Linked DNA regions of Homo sapiens: region 1 is linked to region 2. The links are chromatin loops, found by intact Hi-C in ENCODE. Cell type or tissue: OCI-LY7. All regions are shown on one strand. Links, peaks and the distances in the headings refer to the core of each region. The heading gives the core; the rest is flanking DNA. Region 1 has its middle 45 kb from the start of USP7. Region 2 holds the start of LITAFD (LITAF domain containing).

Region 1 (10,297 bases), core at 1,511-9,510, 130 kb before region 2:
AGTGAGACCATGTCTTAAAATAAAAAAAAAAAGTCAGTGGGGTGGGCCACACCCCCCAGACCCATTGAACCAGGCTTTCTGGACATGGGGCCCAGCCATCAGTATTTTTTTTTAAAGTTCCCCACCTAATACCAACATGCAGTCAGGTTTGAGATCCTCCTATATCCGAGATCATGTTCTGGTGACCCCAGATTCCTTATTCCTACTGCCCAGATGGATGTGATTTCGTCATACCTCTTAATGCGAGTACCAGAAGATTCTAGAAGTTGGGGGAGGAGGCTTGCAGAATCCAAAGCAGAACAGCCCGTGTTCGCTCTGCTCCAGCACGAGGCCTGGGTGATTTATTCCCACGTCTTGCTGTCCCATTTGCAAGAAAAGGAACTCAGAGTATCTCCCTCCGCTGGTTTGCTCACTACGACTCCCACCAGGTGAGAAACAGGAGCCGGACTTGGCATGGGGGCAGGCAGGCAGCTGCTGCCGCCGCCTCCTCCTCCCGGGAGCTCAGTCCCAAAGTGGTCCAGCCTGCTTCCCTCCCACCCCTGCAGGCGGCAGATGGAGCTCGCGTCCTCCGCACGCACCGTCGTCGCCCCCAGCCGGCCCTGTGCTGGCAGAGAGGGGAGAGGGGACGCCAATGGGAAGAACAGCTCCCCCACTGCTGGGTGCGCCCGGATTAATTCTGTAGCCTGGGAAACGCAAAGGGTCTCCAGGGCTCTCCTCGCTTGGAGTCACTTTTTCCCTTTAACATCCAAATCCGGGAGCTCCAGTCCCCATCTCAGGACTCCCACCTGAAACTGAAGGCCTAGGGGGCGGTGTGGCTCATGCCTGTGATGCCAGCACTTTGGGAGGCTGAAGTGGGAAGATCGCTTGAGGCCAGGAGTTGGAGACCAGCCTGGGCAACACAGCGAGACCCCTGTCTCTCCAAAAATAAATTAAATTTTTTTTTTTTAGACAGTTTCGCCCTTGTTGCCCAGGCTGGAGTGCAATGGCATGATCTCGGCTCACCACAACCTCCGCCTCCCGGGTTCAAGTGATTCTCCTGCCTCAGCCTCCCAGGTAGCTGGGATTACAGGCATGCACCACCACGCCCAGCTAATTTTTGTATTTTTAGTAGAGACGGGGTTTCTCCATGTTGGTCTGGCTGGTCTCGAACTCCCGACCTCAGGTGATCCTGCTGCCTCGGCCTCCCAAAGTGCTGGGATTCCAGGCATGAGCCACTGCGCTCACTTTCTGTGCACTGTAGGCTGTTTAGCAGCACCCCTACCCTCAGCCAGCCAGATGCCAGGAGCATCCTGCCACCCTCCCCCTATTTATGACACCAAAAATGTCTCCAGACACAGCCAAATGTCCACTGGGAGAGGGAAGAATCACTCCTCCTTTGCCCGTCATCCCTATTTGAGGACTTCTGACCTGAAGAAGGAGGCTCTTAGCTGTGAGTAATTATGGACCACAGCGGCTGGGAAAACCAAGCTTGTGAATTCTGAATCTGGATTTCTTTCAAAGTAAGGCCCCCAAAGCGTGTTGTTTGCTGATCTAGAGAAACCCTGCACGAAACAAATTCTTACCTGACCCTGAAGCTTTCTGGGGTTTTGTTTGTTTATATTTTAATGCTGTGAGAATAAAATAGATGTTTATATGAAAATTTAAATTGTTTGGTTGGGCGAAGTGGCTCACGCCTGTAATCCCAGCACTTTGGGAGGCCAAGGCGGGTGGATCACCTGAGGTCAGGAGTTCGAGACCTGGTGAAACCCCGTCTCTACTAAAAATACAAAAATTAGCTGGGCGTGGTGGTGGGTGCCTATAATCCCAGCTACTCTGGAGGCTGAGGCAGGAGAATCACTTGAACCCGGGAGGCGGAGGTTGCAATGAGCCGAGATGGAGCCACTGCACTCCAGCCTGAGCAACAAGGCGAGACTGTGTCTCAAAAAAACAAATAAATAAATAATTTTTTAAAAAGTAAAGTGTTAACACATTCCCTAGTCCACAACAAGTGTCAAATAAAAAATAAAAATAGGCCGGGCATCGTGGCTCATGCCTGTAATCCCAACATTTTGGGAGGCTAAGACAGGAGGATCGACAGAGCTCAGGAGTTCAAGACCAGCCTGGACAACATAGTGAGACCCAGCCTCTACAGAAAAATTTAAAAATTAGCCAGGCATGGTGGCATACATCTGTAGTCCCAGCTACTTGGGAGCCTAAGGTGGGAGGATCGCTTGAGCCCAGGACGTTGAGGCTGCAGTGAGCCATGTTCATGCCACTTCACTCCAGCGTGAGTGACACAGCAAGACGTGTCTCAAAAACATAAAATAAAATAAAAATAATAAATAAGAAAGTGTCAGCCAGGTATGGTGGCTCATGCTTGCAATCCCAGCACTTTGGAAGGCTGAAGCGGGTGGACTGCTTGAGCTCGGGAGTTTGATACAAGAGTGGGCAACATAGTGAGGCCTTGTCTCAAATAATAACAATAATAAAGTGGCCAGGAGCAGTGGCTCATGCCTGTAATCCCAGCACTTTGGGAGGCCGAGGCGGGCAGATCACCTGAGGTCAGGAGTTCAAGACCAGCCTGGCCAACATGGTGAAACCTCGTCTCTACTAAAAATAGCCAAGTGTGGTGGTGGGCACCTTTAATCCCAGCTATTCGGGAGGCTGAGGCAGGAAAATCGCTTGAACCTGGGAGGTAGAGGTTGCAGTGAGCCGAGATCACGCCACTGCACTCCAGCCCGGGCAACAGAGTGAGACTCCGTCTCAAAAAAATAAATATAATAAAATAAAGTGTGACGCAAAAATGATGAGTTTTTTTGAAGTGAAACAAAACAGGTAGCATTTAGTTTCCCTTCTGAGCTAAGCACTGCATGGCACGATCATGGATCAGGATTTGGTTGTCACCTCTGCATCAAATTAGTGTCTTCGAAAGGTGCACTAAACTGTCCCTTTGATCCAATAATTGCCTTCTGCTGTAGTGATGCCACTACACTTCAGCCTAAACTTTTAGTTTAGTTCTCTGCTGGAACTAAAAGCCACTCACTGTTAACTCCTTCAGCCTAAAGAAAAATGTCATTTTGTCAGAACTGAAGTTCAGGAGATGATGACTTGCTGAGACTTTAAGTGTTAACTTGGACATTGTTCTCCCGGATTTGGGCTGAGGATAACATCTGTATCCCCTTCTCAACTTAGTTCCTTTTATCTGACAGCAGACAGCCTACACTCTCATCTTTCCATTTTCACCTTGAATTCCTAGAAACAACTAAACTCAAGTACAATGACTATCAAATGCATTGACTGGCGGGGCACGGTCCCTCACACCTGCAATCCCAGCACTTCGGGAGGCCAAGGCAGGTGGATCATTTGAGGTCAGGAGTTCGAGACCAGCCTGGCCGACATGGTGAAACCCCGTCTCCACTAAAAAGACACAAATTAGCCAGGTGTGGTGGTGCATGCCTATAAGCCCCACTACTCGGGAGGCTGAGGCAGGAGAATCATTTGAACCTGGGAGGCGGAGGTTGCAGTGAGCCGAGATCACGCCACTGCCCTCCAGCCTAGGTGACAGAACAAGATTCCATCTCAAAAACTAAAACTGAAAACATTCAATGACTGTCTCTTTTTTTGGCAATTGTCCTGTCTTCCTTTTAAGTGGTTTGAGGTGACTCTTTTTTATTTATTTATTTATTTATTTATTTATTTATTTATTTTTTATTTATTTTAACTTGCTTGCTCTAGGTCATCGTATTTCAGGAAGAAATCTCTGTGGATCCCTTTGGGGATGTGAATAAGTAAGCATGTGAATTGTTGAAATTTAGGCTGAACCATATGAAATTGACTTTTTATGGATCAAAAATACACGAATACAGCTTGGGCAACACTTCAGTGAGACCCCGTCTCTACAAAAAGTAAAAAAAATAAAAATAAATAAAAATAAAGCTTGAACCCAGCTCTTCCATCGACTTGGCATGGTAGTGTGCACCTGTAGTCCCAGCTACTCAGGAGGCTAATGTGGAAGGATGGCTTGAGTCCAGGAGTTCAAGGCTGCAGTGAACTGTGATCATGCCACTGCACTCCAGCCTGGGTGACAAAGCAAGCCTCTGTCTCAAAAAAAAAAAAAAAAAAAAAAAAAGCTGAGTATCAGCCAGTCGCAGTGGTTCACACCTGTAATCCTAGCACTTTAGGAAGCCAAAGTGGAAGGATAACTTGAGCCCAGGAGTTGGAGACCAGCCTGGGCAACATAGCAAGGTCCCATATCTTTTTTTTTTTTTTGAGACAGAGTTTCGCTCTTTTTGCCCAGGCTGGAGTGCAATGGCACAATCTCAGCTCACCGTAACCTCTGCCTCCGGGGTTCAAGCCATTCTCCTGCCTCAGCCTCCCGAGTAGCTGGGATTACAGTCGCCTGCCACCATGCCCGGCTAATTTTTTGTATTTTTAGTAGAGACGGGGTTTCATCATGTTGGCCAGGATGGTCTCGATCTCATGACCTCGTGATCTGCCCGCCTCGGCCTCCCAAAGTGCTGGGATTACAGGCGTCAGCCACCGCGCCTGGCCAAGTTCTCATATCTTAAAAAAATAATAAATAAATTAGCCTGGTGTGGTGGTGCTCCTGTAGTCCAGCTACTCGGGAGGCTGGGGTGGGAGAATCTAGCTCGGGAGTTAGAGGTTGCAGTGAGCTATGATCGCACCACTGCACTCCAGCCTGGGCAACAAAGTGAGACCCTGTCTCAAAGGAAAAAAAAAACAGCGAGAGAGAAAACAAGATTCCTTTAAGAGCTAATAAGGCCGGACACATGTAATTGATAAAGATCACGGACCCCTGTGGTTATTCAGCGCCAGCATGCTTTAGAAAGAGGCGTGTGAGGGAGTCATCCGTTCTTCTGGGTTCTCTCTCCTGCTTGCCGGGTGGGGTGCAGTGTCCACCCGGACCCAGCTCCAGAATCTCCGCTGAGCTACTTCTTTCTCCCCGTGGCCACTAGAGGGTGCGAGGACCGCAAGCAGGGGCTGAATCTGAGCCCAGCCGGGGTCAGGGCCCTGAGCTATGGCTGGTGATTTGGCGCTGGAAGGCCCTCCCTGCGCCCCTAGGGAAGGAACAACAGGCTCAGAAACCCAGGACTGCGGTGGACACCCCCACCTCTGAGCCAGCCGCACGTTCTGGAGTGCGTGGGTGCGATGGCAGTCCCCAGGAGTCCCGTGGGAATGAGCACACTGCTGGGGGGCGGGGGCTTTGCTCCCCGTCAGTTCTGCATTTCTGAGCCTTGATCCCACTGGCCCGTTGAAACCCTCTCGACCCCTCTTCAGACAGTCTGGCTGTGTCTGAAAGTGCACAGGTACATTATGGGCTAGAATAACCCTGTAATGGATCGGGCCGTGCTTCCTGTACAAGTCTTGGTTTTCACTTACTGTAAGTAATCCTGCTCCCTTTTCCGATGGGGTAAAAGGGAAGGAGCATAGCTATGAGTTCGCTTAAGCCAGCACAGCGGTGGGCAAGGGAGACAAAGCTGCGGCTGGGACCAACCAAGGCCTCTGAGAAATGATATCATGAACCCGGTGGGGAGGTGGCAGTGGGACGTGCACAGAGCTTGGGGCTCCAGATGCAGACCTGGGTTCAAACTCAGCTCCTCCATCCACCAGCAGGCTTAGGATCTCCCCTCTCAGAGCCTCCGTTTCTTCGTCTTGACGGTACAGGCTCACACCTGTAAGCCAAGGGCTTTGGGAGGCCAAGGCAGGAGGATTGCTTGAGGCCAAGAGTTCAAGACCAGCCTGGGCAACATAGTGAGAACCACACCCCCCCCCCGCCCCCACCCTTGTCTCTACAAAATATTTTAAAATTAGCCAGGTATGGTGGTGTGTGCCTGTCATCCCAGCTACTTAGGAGGCTGAGGGGGAGAACTGCTTGAGCCCAAGAGGTCCGCGGCTGAAGTGAGCTATGATCGCACCACTGCACTCTAGCCTGAGCGACAGAGCCAGATCCTGTCTCTAAAAAAAAGAAAAGAAAAAGTGGGGGTAATATGCAGGACAATGAGTGACTTGAATGAGACAATAGTTCCCCAGCACCCACCATGGTAGCCCTCAACTCATGGCCACTAAAATAGGACAGTGGCTTGGTTACGATGGTTGCAAAATAAATTCAGCTCCAACATGTAGTGGTTTGAAACGACCATGTCATTACGTCTCTGGTTCTGTGGGCGCACTGGGCTGAGATGAACCATTCCATTGCTGATCTCACTGGGGGTCTCTCACGCTGTCACAGCCTGACAGGCTAGAGTCCTCTGGAGGCTCCACAGGATGCTGGGAAGGCTGCCTCCTCTCACTCCCGCGCTGCTGCGGGGCACTGCCTCCACACGTGGCCTCCCCGACAGGGTTGCTGAGCTTCATGCACTGCATTTTGGGATTCCCAAAAGTACAAAAATGGATCTGCCCCAGTCCTCTTAAATCTTGGGTCTGGAGCCCACGCAGCACCACATCTGGCATCATGCATTGGTGAGTCGCAGGCAGCTTGGATTCAGTGTGGGAGGGGACAACTCCAGAGAGCCAGCACCAGAGATGTAGTTCCCAGGGGCCCATTGCTAGGGACTAGACACCGGAGATGACGTATCAGTGACCTAGGGCTGCCGTAACAGATTACCACCAACTTGCTGGCTTAAAATAACACACATTTATCATCTTACCGTTCGGGAGGTCAGAAGTTCAAAACGGGTCTCACTGGGCTGAAATCAGGGTAGAAAGGCTGTATTTCCTTTCTGGAGGCTCTGGAAGATAATCCTTTTTTTTTTTTAAGACTGGGTCTAGCTCTGTCGCCCAGGTTGGCGTGCAGTAGTGCAACCAAAGCTCACTGCAGCCTCGACATCTTGGGCTCAAGTAATCCTCCCACCTTGGCCTCCCACAGGGATGGGATTACAGGGGTGAGCCACCACGCCCAGCTGGAAAATCCTTTTTCTTGCCTTTTCCAGTTTTTGGTTTGTTTGTTTGTTTGTTTTTCTTTTTGAGACAGAGTCTTGCTCTGTCACCCGGGCCGGAGTGCAGTGGTGCGATCTCAACTCACTGCAGCCTCCACCTCCCGATTCAAGTGATTCTCCTGCCTCAGCCTCCTGAGTAGCTGGGACTACAGGCATGCACCACCACACCCGGCTAATTTTTTGTACTTTTAGTAGAGACGGGATTTCACCATATTGGCCAGGCTGGTCTCAAACCCCTGACCTCGTGATCCACCCGCCTCAGCCTCCCAAAGTGTTGGGATTACAGGCGTGAGGGACTGCACCTGATCCTTTTTTCTTCTTTAAGCCTGCTGCCTCCTCTTGTAAGTACCCTTCTGATTACATTGGGCCCACCTGGATAAGCCATCGTATTCTCCCCATCTCAGATCAACTGATCAGCAACCTTAATTCTATCTACAAACTTAATTTCTCATTGCGGTGTAACATAACATATTCACAGGTCCCAGGGATTAGGACGTGAACACCTTTTGGGTCATTATTCTGCCTACCTGCCACAGGTACAGAGAAAGGCATTTTATTGAACTTACAACATTTCCTCCTAAAACATTTTTAGAGATTAAATTTATCATGAACCATGTTTCAGGAAAAAATGTTCCTTAAACTCTTCTTGTTTTTGTTTTTTTGAGACTGGGTTTCACTCTGTTGCCCAGGCTGGAGGGCATTGGTGCAATCACAGCTCACTGCAGCCTCGATCTCCCAGGCTCAAGTGATCCTCCCACCTCATTCTTCCAAGTTGCTGGGACCATATGCACATGCCACCACACCCGGCTAATTTTTTGTTTTGTAGAGAAAAGGTCACCGTATGTTTTCTAGGTTGGTCTCGAAATTCTGGGCTCAAGAGATCCTCCTGCCTCAGCCTCCGAAAGTGCTGGGATTACAAACGTGAGCCACTGCAGCTGAATCAAACTCTTAAATAAATTCTCTTTTGCTTTTTTTTTTTTTTTGAGACAGTCTCACTCTGTCGCCCAGGCTGGAGTGCAGTGGTGCAATCCAACCTCTGCCTCCTGGGTTTAAACCATTCTCCTGCCTCAGCCTCCCAAGTAGCTGAGACTACGGGCATGAGCAACCACGCCCGGCTAATTTTTATATTTCAGTAGAGCTGGGGTTTCGCCATGTTGGCCAGGCAGGTCTCAAACTCCCAACCTCAGATGATCCACACACCTCGGCCTCCCAAAGTGCTGGGATTACAGGCTTGAGCCACTGTGCCCGGCCTCTTTGGCTTTTTTCATTCACAAACATTGCTTGAGTTATAAGCCCCATGTAGGCAAAAGGAGACACCTAAAACATGGTCCCTGCCTTTGAGAAGTTCGGTGTGGTTCCCCCAGCAGCCACTTTCCCCGCTTTTTGCTCACAAAATCTGTTTGTTGCAGATGAAAATAGGCCTTGGCTGGACGCGGTGGCTCATGCCTGTAATCCCAGAACTTTGGGAGGCCAAGGCAGACAGATCACTTAAAGCCAGGAGTTCGAGACTAGCCTGGGCAACATGGTGAAACACTGTCTCTACTAAAAATACAAAAATTAGCTGGTATGGTAGCTTGCGCCTGTAATCCCAGCTACTTGGGAGGCTGAGGCAGGAGAATCGCTTGAAGCCAGGAGACGGAGGCTGCAGTGAGCCAAGATCACGCCACTGTACTCCAGACTGAGCAACAGAGTGAGACTCTGACTCAAAAAAAAAAAAAAGTTACTAGGTCTGAGGATTGTCAGCCCTATAATACTGACTATTTATTTGATGGCTCCTGCTATGTGAGTTTCTTTGGGAAATCGACATATTTGCCAACTTGAGTCAGGCTTGCTAATGAATTATACGAATTTAAAATCATGGCCGGGTGCAGTGGCTCATGCCTGTAATCCCAGCACTTTGGGAGGCTGAGGCAGGTGGATTGCTTGAGCCCAGGAGTTAAAGACCAGCCTAGCCAACATGGCAAAACTCCGTCTCTACTAAAAATACAAAAATTAGTTGGGCATGGTGGCACATGCCTGTAATTCCAGCTACTTGGGAGGCTGAGCCACAGGAGGTAGAGGTTGCAGTGACCAGAGATGGCACCACTGCACTCCCGCCCAGGTGAGAGTAGGAAATTCTGTCTCAAAATAAATAAATAGACCAGGTGCAGTGTTTCATGCCTGTTATCTCAGCACTTTGGGAGGCCGAGGCAGGTGGATGACCTGAGATCAGGAGTTCAAGACTAGCCTAGCCAACATAACAAAACCCCGTCTCTACTAAAAATACAAAAATTAGCCGGGCGTGGTGGCACATGCCTGTAGTCCCAGCTACTTGGTAGGCTGAGGTGGGAGGATCGCTTGAGTCCAAGGGGCGGAGGTTGCAGTGAGCTGAGATAGTGCCACTGCACTCTGGCGTGGGCAATGAGTGAGATCCTGTCTCAAAAAAATAAAAATAAAAATGAAAAATAATTAATTAAAATAAAACAATGCCAAGCTGGGCGTGCTCACTCCTGTAATTCCAGTGACTCTGGAAGTGGGAGGGGGAGGATCACAAGCCTGAGAGGTCGAGGCTACAAAGAGCTGTGATTACACCACTGTACTCCGGCCTGGACAACAGAGTGAGGCCCTGTCTCATAAGCAAATAACATAACATAACACAATAAAATAATGCCAAGTCTTCAGGAATAAATCCTAGAAATAAAGGGTATTCCACCCTGTCCCTGCTCCCTGGAGCTGTCATGACAAATCACAATGTGCTTAGCACTATGCACAGGACCAAGATCTACATTAGACACAGTGCCTAGGTCCCTCAATATTTTTAGGGGCCCAGGGAATTGTTTAAATTTCTTTTAATATTAGAAGTAAAAAAAAAAATAGGCTGGGTGCAGTGGCTCACGCCTGTATTCCCAGCACTTTCAGAGGCCAAGCTGGGTGGATCACTTTAGCTAAGGAGCTCGAAACCAGCCTGGGCAACATGGTGAAACCCCAGCTCTACAAAAAAAAAAAAAAAAATCAGCCAGGTGTAGTGGCTTGTGCCTGTGGTCTCAGCTGCTTGGGAGGCTAAGGTAAAAGGATTGCTTGAGCCGAGGAGGCAGAGGTTGCAGTGAGCTGAGATGATGCCACTGCTCTCCAGCCTGGGTGATAGACTAAGACTATCTCAAAAATAAATAAATAAGAACTGAAAAATGAATATAATCCAGTCTCCCTTATATTTCTCTTTGTACCAATACAGTCATGAATGACAATATTTTTTCATGAAGGAAGGGTCCATGGAAGTTATAGTGTGGCCCCAACAGTACCTGGCACAGAATAGACCTCAGTAGGTGTGAGTTGTTTGACTATCCTCATCCTTGTCGCTATTATTGGCAAGAATGAGGCACTCC
Region 2 (10,297 bases), core at 1,237-9,236:
GAGGAGCACTGGCCAAGTGACAAACCCACCAGCAGGGGCTGGAGAGCTGCTGCAGCCCAGGAGATGGGGTCTTTGGGGAAGGGAGGGAGAGTGCCAAGGGCTACAGAGAACCCAGTCAGGTAGGAGCGAAGGAGCAAGTGCACGTAGGATGTTGCACTTAGCAACGGAGCCACTGGTCAAGAAGGCAGTGGCAGGGCCCAGAGTAAGCCCGGTTGTGGGTTGAGGTGCATGCAGTGGGTGAGGATGTGGCTATCAGGGAGAACAGGTCTCTCCTTCCGGCTGGAGTTGCAGGGAGATAGTTTTCCCAAAGAGGCAGAGGCTTGAGCTGATGGGAGGGAGCCCAGAAAGATGGGGCTGAACTATGGACTGTGGCTCTAAGGAGTCAAAAGAGGGTGAACGGTGGACAGGACGGCGCGGCCCCCACACACTCAACGTGGGCTCCCAGAGCACCAGCGGCCACCCAATCTCCTGGGCTGACAGAGCAGAAGGTAAGGACATAGACACGGGTGTGCCCAGGTGGCACCCCTGGCATTTATTTCTTGGGGGCTCACAGGCGGTGGTAGTAGAAGAGCTCGCGCTGACACACGGGACACGAGTGCTTCACGTCCATTAGGCTCCTTATGCAGAATGCCAGGAAGCAGCAGCCCAGGACGTACCTGCAGCCCCGGAGCGGAGGCTGGGCGTGAGCGGGGCCACCTCTCACTGTACGCTGGACGCACCTGGGACCCAGGCAGAGTCTGGGAGGGGCCTGGGCGTGTGTGTGTATGTTTGAGACAGAGTCTCACTCTGTATCCCAGGCTGGAGTGCAGTGGCGTGATCTTGGCTCACTGCAACCTCTGCCTCCCCTGCCTCAGTCTCCTGAGTAGCTGGGATTACAGGCACGTGCCACCACACCCGGCTAATTTTGTATTTTTAATAGAGTTAGAGACAGGGTTTCAGCACATTGGTCAGGCTGGTCTATAACTCCTGACCTCAAGTGACGCACCCACCTCGGCCTCCCAAAGTGCTGGGATTACAGGCATGAGTCACCGCGCCTGGCCCCTCTGTGTGTTTCAAAACTCCACAGCTGAGAGGTAAGAGCCATCCTGAACCCGCAAGCTCTTGGCTGCTGGTGACAGCAGCAGCTGCCGTGGGTGTCCTAAGCTGGCTGCTTTGTAGGCATCACTCACCCCTCCACTCCCTGCTGTTCTCATGGGAGGTCCCTGGGTCAGAGGGCTGCCGCCTCCTCTCAAGGAGGTAATGGCCCCACCCAACTGGCCTCCCCTATGCTTGGTCCTGCTATTTTCCCCGAAAGCTCCCCCTACCCTGCAGGGACCCACCCGGACCCACCCCTACCAATGCTCAGGCCTCTGCAGCGGCGGAGGGGCGGCCACTCACCCGAACAGGAAGAGGGTGGTACACAGCAGCCAGGTGAGGGCACCCGGGACAAAGGTCGTCACCGTGATGATGCGGTTTCCACAGTAGGGACACACGGCCTGCACCGGCATGGACGTCCCCACCACGGACATGCCGGCATACAGCTGTGGGAGTGGGAAGCGGGAAGCAGGTGGGACCCCCCGGGGCCAGGACCCCTGTGGCTTCTCAATTCCCATGGGCTGTCGGTGCTCACCTGAGATGGGGAGATGCTGGGATCTGGAGACTGGGGACCTGATATGTGGGGGTGTGGTGTGGCTCCCCCACCCCGGTTTGGAGGAAACTAAGGAAAGAAGTGTTCTTAGCTGGAAGTGGGGTTTCCAGTGGGCTCTAAGGGTGCTTTTTTCTTTTTTCTTTTTATTTTGGAGACGGAGTCTCACTCTGTCGTCCAGGCTGGAGTGCAGTGGTGCGATCTCAGCTCACTGCAACCTCCGCCTCCCGGGTTCAAGCGATTCTCCTGCCTCAGCCTCCTGAGTAGCTGGGACTATAGACATGTGCCATCACACCCGGCTTATTTTTGTATTTTTAGTAGAGATGGGGTTTTGCCATGTTGGCCAAGCTGGTCTTGAACTCCTGACCTCATGCGATCCACCTGCCTTGGCCTCCCAAAGTTCTGGGATTACAGGCCTGAGCCACCGCACCTGACCTAAAGGGTGCTTTTCAATGGTGACGTCATCTTCACTGTGCCCTCCAGGAATCTATCCAACCCAGCAGTTCTGAATCTGGAGACTGCCTGAGAATTCCTTGGAAAATTTGTTTAAATTCCCAAAACCCAGGCCCCACCTGGGGGGCTCGGCCTTCCCCTCCTCTGTGGCCTGAGGGGTGGTGTGTTTGCAGAGTAGAGAACGGGAGTCTACTCCATAAAAATTTCCTGAGTGCCTACTGTATACAGGCCCCATCCACCAGTGATTTCCCTCTGGAGAGAGATGCTTCGGTGGCCACTGGCAACACAGCCAGCATGGGAGCAGGGGCAGCTGGCCAGCTGCGGGGTCCCACAGCTACGGGGTCAGGGGAGGAGAACTTGCCAGAGGATGTGCTGTTTGGGCAGAGTCTTGGTCAGAGGTCAGGAAAGAGAATATTCTGGGCAGCTCCGAGCAGGGGACAGAAAGCGACAAGGGAAGGCCGGCAGGGGCACTCACCTACCTGAACAACTTGGGGGCCTTCAAAGTACATCTGGTGAGGAGGACCATAGGGAGGAGGGGGACCAGCAGGATAAGGATCTTTAGGAGAGAGAAAGAAAAGCACCCTCAGATCAGTGGGCTCACTGTATGCCAGGGACTTAGCTCAAAACTTAGGCCCGGATGCAGTGGCTCACACCTGTAATCCCAACACTTTGGGAGGCCAAGGCAGCAGAGCACCCGAGATCAGGAGTTCGAGACCAGTCTGGCCAACATGGTGAAACCCCATCTCAACTACAAATACAAAAATTAGCCGGGCACAGTGGCGCACGCCTGTAATCCCAGCTACTCGGGATGCCGAGGCAGGAGAATCACTTGGAAAACAGATTCTGAAAGATTCGGTAACTTTCCCAATTCCACACCAACATGGCCAGGCAGCCCCAGGGCCAGGACAGCCTCTGCCTCCTGCTGCCTCCACGCTCAGCCTCGGTTGTCTCTGGCCACGGGCAGGAGCGTCATACCTGATGTGGGGGAGTCATTAGTCTCATTTGGCGACTTCCTTGCAACACTTTAAGGGAGAGTACAGCACGTTGAAAGCCCCACTGCCCAATGGTCTCTATTGGGTTCCGTGGCCCCCTGATTGGTGGGGACAGTAGGATTTCGGGGAAGGGTGGTGAGGACTGAGGGCAGCCCCCAGCTCAGCACAGGGACCCTCGTCTCCTCTCTGCTTCCTGCGGTCTCCAGAGTAGACTTCTTCCCGGTCCCTGCCAGCCCTGGCCCCTGAATGAGGGGAGCCCTCACCCGGGGATGATTCCATCCTGGTGCTCTGGAGGGCCTCTGTCCCAGCAACAGTGCCTGGGCAGCACCGTGTTCTGAGCTCCGAGTGCTCATGTGCTTATTTCTAGGAATTCTCATGAGGAGGCCCGGTTGCCAGGAGGTGTGAGGAGCTGGGGCCACACCTGTCCACCTCTTGCTGGGCCTGGCTCCAGTAGAACAGCCATTGTGATGTGTGCCTTCACTGTGGCCTCATCCTCACTTCCTGCAGGAGGAGGGCAGGGGCTTCCCGTGGGCATGGCTTGAACAGCCTTTGGAGATGGCCCTGCTCCATGTTTCCACGGCCCCACATGGTGGGTGGGTGGGAGATTGCTGACGGCTGGGTGGGGAAACTGATCAAGGGTCTGAAATATAGTCCTGTTAGAGCCCAGCCATTCTGTTTGGAGGAATTTATCCTGAGGGAGCTAACCAGATGTATGTGAAGATCTAATTGTAGCATGTTCATGTCCTCTTAGGAATGTGGCTGGGCACGGTGGCTCACGCCTGTAATCCCAGCACTTTGGGAGGCCGAGGCAGGCAGATCACTTGAGCTCAGGAGTTTGAGACCAGCCAGGCCAACATGGTGAAACCCTGTCTCTACTAAAAATACAAAAATTAGCCGGGCGTGGTGGCACGTGTCTGTAATCCCAGCTACTCAGGAGGCTAAGGCAGAAGAATCACTTGAACCTGGAGGCAGAGTTTGCAGTGAGCCCAGATCGCGCCACTGCACTCCAGCCTGGGCAAGAAGAGTGAAACTCCATCTAAAAAAAGAAAGAAGAAATGTAGGTATGTATAGGTTCATATGTCCACACATATTCATGGTGTAAATGTGTGTGTGTTTACCTGCTCAAAAGTCCAGTCTGCCTCCTGCTTATTCAGCTTTATGAGCTTGGGCAAGGTCCCACTTTTTTCTTTTTGCCTTGAGACAGGGTCTTGCTCTGTGGCCCAGGCCAGAGTGCAGTGGCGTAATCATAGCTCACTGTACCCTCAAATTCCTGGGCTCAAGTCTTCCTCCTCACCTTAGCCTCTGGAGTAGCTGGGACTACAGGTGCTTACCACCATGCCTGGCTAATTTTTTCTTATTTTTAGTAGAGATGGGGTCTCACTATATTGCCCAGGTTGGTCTTGAACTCCTGGCCTCATGTGATCCTCTTGCCTCGGCCTCCCAAAGTGCTGGGATCGCAGGTGTGAGCCACCATGCCTGGCCCCCACCTTTCTTTAAACCTCCATCCCCTCCCTGCCTCATCTGTAAAATAGGGGTAATAAGAAGCTCATAGGGTTGTTGTGAAATCAGATGACATAACCCAGGTGAGGGGTCTGCTCTTGATGTGGTCCATGAAGCCAGCATTCTTTTTTTTTGCCTGCTTCATTTTCCCTTCATAATGAAGCCAGCATTATTATTGTAAAATGCAAATGGCTTCAATGGCTCAGAAGAGGAACTCCCAATTATAGACCTCATCCTCTGCGCCAATGGCAGGCCAAGGGCTTTACACAAGGATACAGCCAGGAAGGGCAAAGTCAGGATTAGATGCAGCTGTGGGACACCAATCTGATGCTACCCCAGATCCTTTTTTTTTTTTGAGGCGGAGTTTTGCTCTTGTTGCCCAGGCTGGAGCGCAATGGCATGATCTCGGCTCGTGGCAACCTCTGCTTCCCGGGTTCAAGCAATTCTCCTCCCTCAGCCTCCCAAGTAGCTGGGATTACAGGCATGTGTCACCACACTGGGCCCATTTTGTATTTTTAGTAGAGATGGGGTTTCTCCATGTTGGTCAGGCTGGTCTCAAACTCCCAACCTCAGGTGATCTGCCCGCCTCAGCCTCTCAAAGTGCTGGGATTACAGGCGTGAGCCACTGCTCCAGGCCTGGGCTTCCTGTACAGACTTGAAGTTACACATTTTGGGAAGGGTTAGGGACCGCCTCCTTCCCTGGGGATTTTGAAGCGATGGTCCCCCTAACACACGTCGGGACCCCAGGCGTGATGTCTGAACTGGGGAAGCCTTGAGGGTGAATGGATGAGGGAGCTGATGGGGGGATGCTCTCTGGCGCTGCCCTTCCCGGCCATCGCCACCAGGGGGCAGCACCGGGCTTCCATGAGTCCGCCTCAATTTCTCCCTCTTCAGGTTCTGTGCCCCAAACCCTGCCATGGGGCGAGGACTCCTCTCTCCCACCCCATAACCCACAGGCCCGGCCGGAAAAGGTGGCAAAGCCAGCCGAGGTCACACAGCACGGCTGCGGGAGAGCTGAACTAGACCCCAGGCCCTCAGCACCCAGGGCACAGTGCCCCACCAGGAAGCTGCATGGGTCAGGGCTTCTGGAAGACTGGATTTTTGTGTTTTTTTTTAAACCTCTTCATCCCCCAGGCCGGGCGCGGTGTCTCACGCTTGTAATCCCAGCACTTTGGAAGGCCGAGGCGGGCGGATCACGAGGTCAGGAGATCGAGACCATCCTGGCTAACCAGGTGAAACCCCGTCTCTACTAAAAAATAGAAAAAATTAGCCGGGCGTGGTGGCGGGCGCCTGTAGTCCCAGCTACTCGGGAGGCTGAGCCAGGAGAATGGCGTGAACCCGGGAGGCGGAGCTTGCAGTGAGCCGAGATCGCGCCACTGCACTCCAGCCTGGGCGACAGAGCGAGACTCCGTCTCAATAAAAAAACAAAACAAAACAAAAAAAAAACACCTCTTCATCCTCCAAATAAGGCCTGGCACAGAGGAGGATGAAGTTGGTCAAACTGTGGGCTCTCTCCGAGCTGTATGACTCTGAACAGGTGTCTTCTCCTCGGTGAGCCTCAGTTTCCTCCCCTGCAAAAATAATACCTTCTGCTGAGAGTGTTATGAGCTGGGCACGGTGGCTCACCCCTGTAATCCCAGCACTTTGGGAGGTCGAGGCAGACAGATCACCTGAGGTCAGGAGTTCGAGACCAGCCTGGCCAACATGGCGAAACCCTGTCTCTACAAAAATACAAAGATCACCTGGGTGTGGTGGTGCACAGCTGTAATCCCAGCTACTTGGGAGGCTGAGGCAGGAGAAGGAGGAGGTTGCAGTGAGCTGAGATTGCACTCTGGCCTGGGCAACAGAGCAAAACTCAGTCTCAAAGAAAAAAGAAAAGAACAAGAAAAAAAGATTGCTTAAATGACTGAAGAATGAAAGAAATCCATGGGTCGGGCGCAGTGGCTCAGCCTTGTAATCCAACACTTTGGGAGGCCCAGGCATGAAGATCACTTGAGGTCAGGAGTTCGAGATCAGCCTGATCAACATGGTGAAACCCCATTTCTACTAAAAGTACAAAAATTAGCCGGGTGTGGTGGCATGCACCTGTAATCCCATCTACTTGGGAGGCTGAGGCAGGAGAATCGCTTAAACCCAGGAGGCGGAGACTGCAGTGAGCCGAGATTGCACCACTCCACTCCAGCCTGGGTGACAGTGAGACTCTGTCTCAAAAAAAAAAAAAAAAAGAAAGTTATCCACGTGAAGCACTTACCTCCATACTTGGCACATGGAAAGCTTGCAGTAAGTTGGCAATTAATATTAACATATTAACAAGAACCATGACAATCAACTCAATTAGCAGAGTCACAAAGGCCAGGGCAGGGGGCAGGCCACCCAGGAATGCAATGAGCCTGGAGTTTTGGCAGCTGGGGACCTGGGGAGTCCCGTGTGGGGCCTTTCCTGCTATGTGATTTAGGGCACCGGACTCCCGTCTCTGGGCTACGCTTTCTTTTGTGCAATGAGGAAGACTCTGTGGCCAGGGCTGTTTATGGGAAAAGGAGATGGGACATTTTTTCCTTCCTACTCATCTTCTTTTCCCAGAAGGGCCCAGCTTGAGCAGAGGCGATGAGATAATAAGGAAGAAGGAATTGGAGGAATGAGCTGTACCTGTAATTATTGCACAATCCGTGTGGGGGGTTGGGTTACAGAGGGGCCTGGATTACAGAGGGGCCTGGAGATGGGGCAGTGGCTTGTTCCTGCCTGGGGAGGGGCTGGCTGCCCCCAGAACCCTGCCTTCCTCACTCTGGCTCAGCAGTGGGGTCCCATATATCTCATCTGCATGTGGACCCTGGAGTCCTAGGGTGGGGACTTGCTGGGTCATACTGGGGCATCCCCTAACCTCTCTGGGTTGAATTTCCGGTTCTGCTAACCTCCCAGACTGCCTTACCTGCCAGCTTGTGGTGGGGAGTGGATGGGTCGGGCAGGATGGGGGTGAATGAGGTATAGGGGCTGCTGTAGGCACCACCCTCCCTACTCCAGCCACATTGCTTACTCAGGGAGAGAAAAGTAGGGGGAGGAATTCTCGTTCCCAGGAACTGATGGAGGACCCCCAGCTGAAGGGAAGAGGGTGTTTCAGGGCCATTTCTTCCCCAGCAGCTGCCGTCTGTCCATCTATCCATCCCTGCGTCCCGTTCCCTCAGAGCCTGGAGGTCTGCCTGGTGGAGGAGGAAGGGCTATCTCCAGATTGAGAAAGCCTCAGGGTGTGGATGTGATGGGAGAATGTGGTTGTGTGTGCTTCCACCTGCGTGTATTTGTGTGGGAGATGTGTGTGTCGGGTGTGTGGAGTGTCTGTGTGTCAAGCAGCATTTTTTTTTTCTTTTTTAGAAACAGTCTTGTTCTTGTCACCCAGACTGGAGTGCAGTGGGGCGATCTCAGCTCACTGCAACCGCCACCTCCCAGGTTCAAGCGATTCTCCTGCCTCAGCCTCCTGAGTAGCTGGGACTACAGCCATGCACCATCACGCCTGGCTAAATTTGTGTATTTTGGTAGAGATGGGGTTTCACCATGTTGGCCAGGCTGGTCTCGAACGCCTAACCTCAAGTGATCCTCCTATCTTGGCCTCCCAATATGCTGGAATTACAGGCGTGAGCCACTGTGCCCGGCCCGCCCTCATTCTTTAACGTGCATTTATTGAGCACCTAATATATGCCAGGCACACAAAACTGAGCAAGGCAGATGAGGTGCTTACTTACCCCAAGAAGCCCACATTTTAGTGAAGGAAACAGATGCCAGACACATTCTTCTTTTTTTTTTTTTTCTTGAGATGGAGTCTTGCTCTGTCACCCAGGCTGGAGTGCAGTGGCGCAATCTCGGCAAGACTCCGTCTTGGAAAAAAAAAAAAAAAAGAAAGTGCCAAGATCCACTTGCTGTTCTGACAGGACCCCCGAGTCTACTGTGCAGAGGAACAGTGGCGGGGATTGGGCCAAAGACAGGAGGTGACTGTCCAGAAGGAAGTGGCCCTAACAGAGAGCATGGACACTGTACAGGGGAAGCAAGTGTGCCCAGAGCCTGAGGTCCCAGCCCCCTCTTCTCTGAGACCCCTGGCAGAAGGATGCTTCCTGGGGAGGGGGCTTCATCTACACGGCTTGTGGGGGGCGCAGTGGGGCAGCACAGGGGCCCAGGTTCCAGTCCTAGCCTGGCCCGCAATTGCTGCATGGTTTGGGGGGAGCTGATCCGAGCCTCATTTCCCCATCTGTAGAATGGGACAATAACTCTCCTGCCCACGTTCCCCGCAGCACCATTCACAACAGCCAAGATTAAGAAGCAATCTAAGGCTGGGCGTCGTGGCTCACACCTGTAATCCCAGCACTTTGGGAGGCTGAGGTGGGTGGGTCACCTGAGGTCAGGAGTTCGAGACCAGCCTGGCCAACATGGTGAACCCTCATCTCTACTAAAAATACAAAAATTAGCCGGGCGTGGTGGCAGATGCCTGTAATCCCAGCTACTTGGGAGGCTGAGGCAGGAGAATCGCTTCAACTTGGGAGGCGGAGGTTGCAGTGAGCCGAGATCCTGCCACTGCACTCCAGCCTGGACAACAAGAGTGAAACTCTGTCTCAAAAACAAACAAACAAACAAACAAAAAGTAATAAATTTAAATGTCATTCATCAGTGGATGAATGGGTAGAGAAAATGCAGTACCTAAACATGATGGAATATTATTCAGCCATAGAAGAATGAGATCCTTGGCCAGGTGCGGTGGCTCACACCTGCAATCCCAGCACTTTGGGAGGACAAGGCAGGCAGATCACCTGAGGTAAGGAGTTTGAGACCAGCTTGGCCAACGTGGTGAAACCCCATCTCTACTAAAAATACAAAAATTAGTGGGAGAATCACTTGAACCAGGGAGGTGGAGGGTATAGTGAGCTGCGACTGCGCCACTGCACTCCAGCTTGGGCGGCAGGGTGAGACTCTGTATCAAACAAAAACAAAAATAACATATACCCCACAAATATACAGAACTATTATGTATTTATAATAATCAAAATTTAAAAATTTAAAAAAAATTATCTGTACCATGCTTTAACATGTGCCTGGCACTCCACAAGGGCCTGGAACTTTGAGGCTATTGTCATTACCGGGGCCCCACCCAGACTTCAGCAAGAAGTGTTTTGAAAATCAAGTAACAGCATTAATCATTGCTTACCATGTGCTAGGCTGCCCACTAAGCATTCTATACACGCTCTTCCACTTCCACAACACAACAGCTTTACTATCAAGGTGGGTGCTGACATTGTCTCCATTTTACAGATGAAGAAACGGAGGTGCGGAGCAGAGAAGCGACCTGGTCAAGGAACCCAGTGGCAGAGTCAGACCCCCACCTCCTCACCTGTCCCCAGAGCCTGTGCTCTTAGCCCAGCACAGCTGAATGGGATCCCTCCTCATCCAACTCACCCAAATACCTTTCAGAAGATGTAAAGTGGCTTCTCAAAAGGATCAAAGAGGCCAGGCACGGTGGCTCACACCTGTAATCCCAGCACTCTGGGAAGCCGAGGCGGGTGGATCACCTGGGGTTAGGGGTTTGAGGCCAACCTGACCAACATGGTGAAACCTCGTGTCTACTAAAAATACGAAAATTAGCTGGGCGTGGCGGCAGGCACCTGTAATCCCAACTGCCTGGAAGACTAAGGCAGAATTCCTTGAACCTGGGAGGCAGAGGTTGCAGTGAGCTGAGATTGTGCCATTGCACTCT

The links. A loop is a pair of places that touch in the nucleus more often than their neighbours do. Peaks named below come from ENCODE experiments on the same cell type or tissue, not always from the same donor. Only the 100,000 strongest peaks of a DNase experiment are listed, where the experiment ranks them.
Region 1: a loop joins it to region 2, with 6 times the contacts of the local background. A loop is called at or near these places in 15 of 110 quality-filtered maps.

What each region holds. Positions count from the first base shown.
Region 1 is chr16:9,003,609-9,013,905 of GRCh38, reverse strand. No RefSeq gene overlaps it. Among named protein-coding and RNA genes, the nearest start is that of USP7, 45 kb to the right of the region's middle. RefSeq lists enhancers at 4,791-4,840, 4,640-5,211. In OCI-LY7, for the core only: CTCF peaks have their summits at 4,750 and 4,954 (motif pointing right); a DNase peak (open chromatin) is centred at 4,965.
Region 2 is chr16:8,875,546-8,885,842 of GRCh38, reverse strand. It overlaps LITAFD (LITAF domain containing), which reads right to left and starts at 3,492. Exons shown (of 4, transcript NM_001395433.1): 1 at 3,333-3,492; 2 at 2,557-2,633; 3 at 1,378-1,520; 4 at 493-656. The coding sequence starts at 1,487. The coding sequence ends at 548. RefSeq lists enhancers at 2,855-3,355, 5,403-5,692 and a silencer at 7,802-7,917. In OCI-LY7, for the core only: a CTCF peak has its summit at 5,410 (motif pointing right); a DNase peak (open chromatin) is centred at 5,432.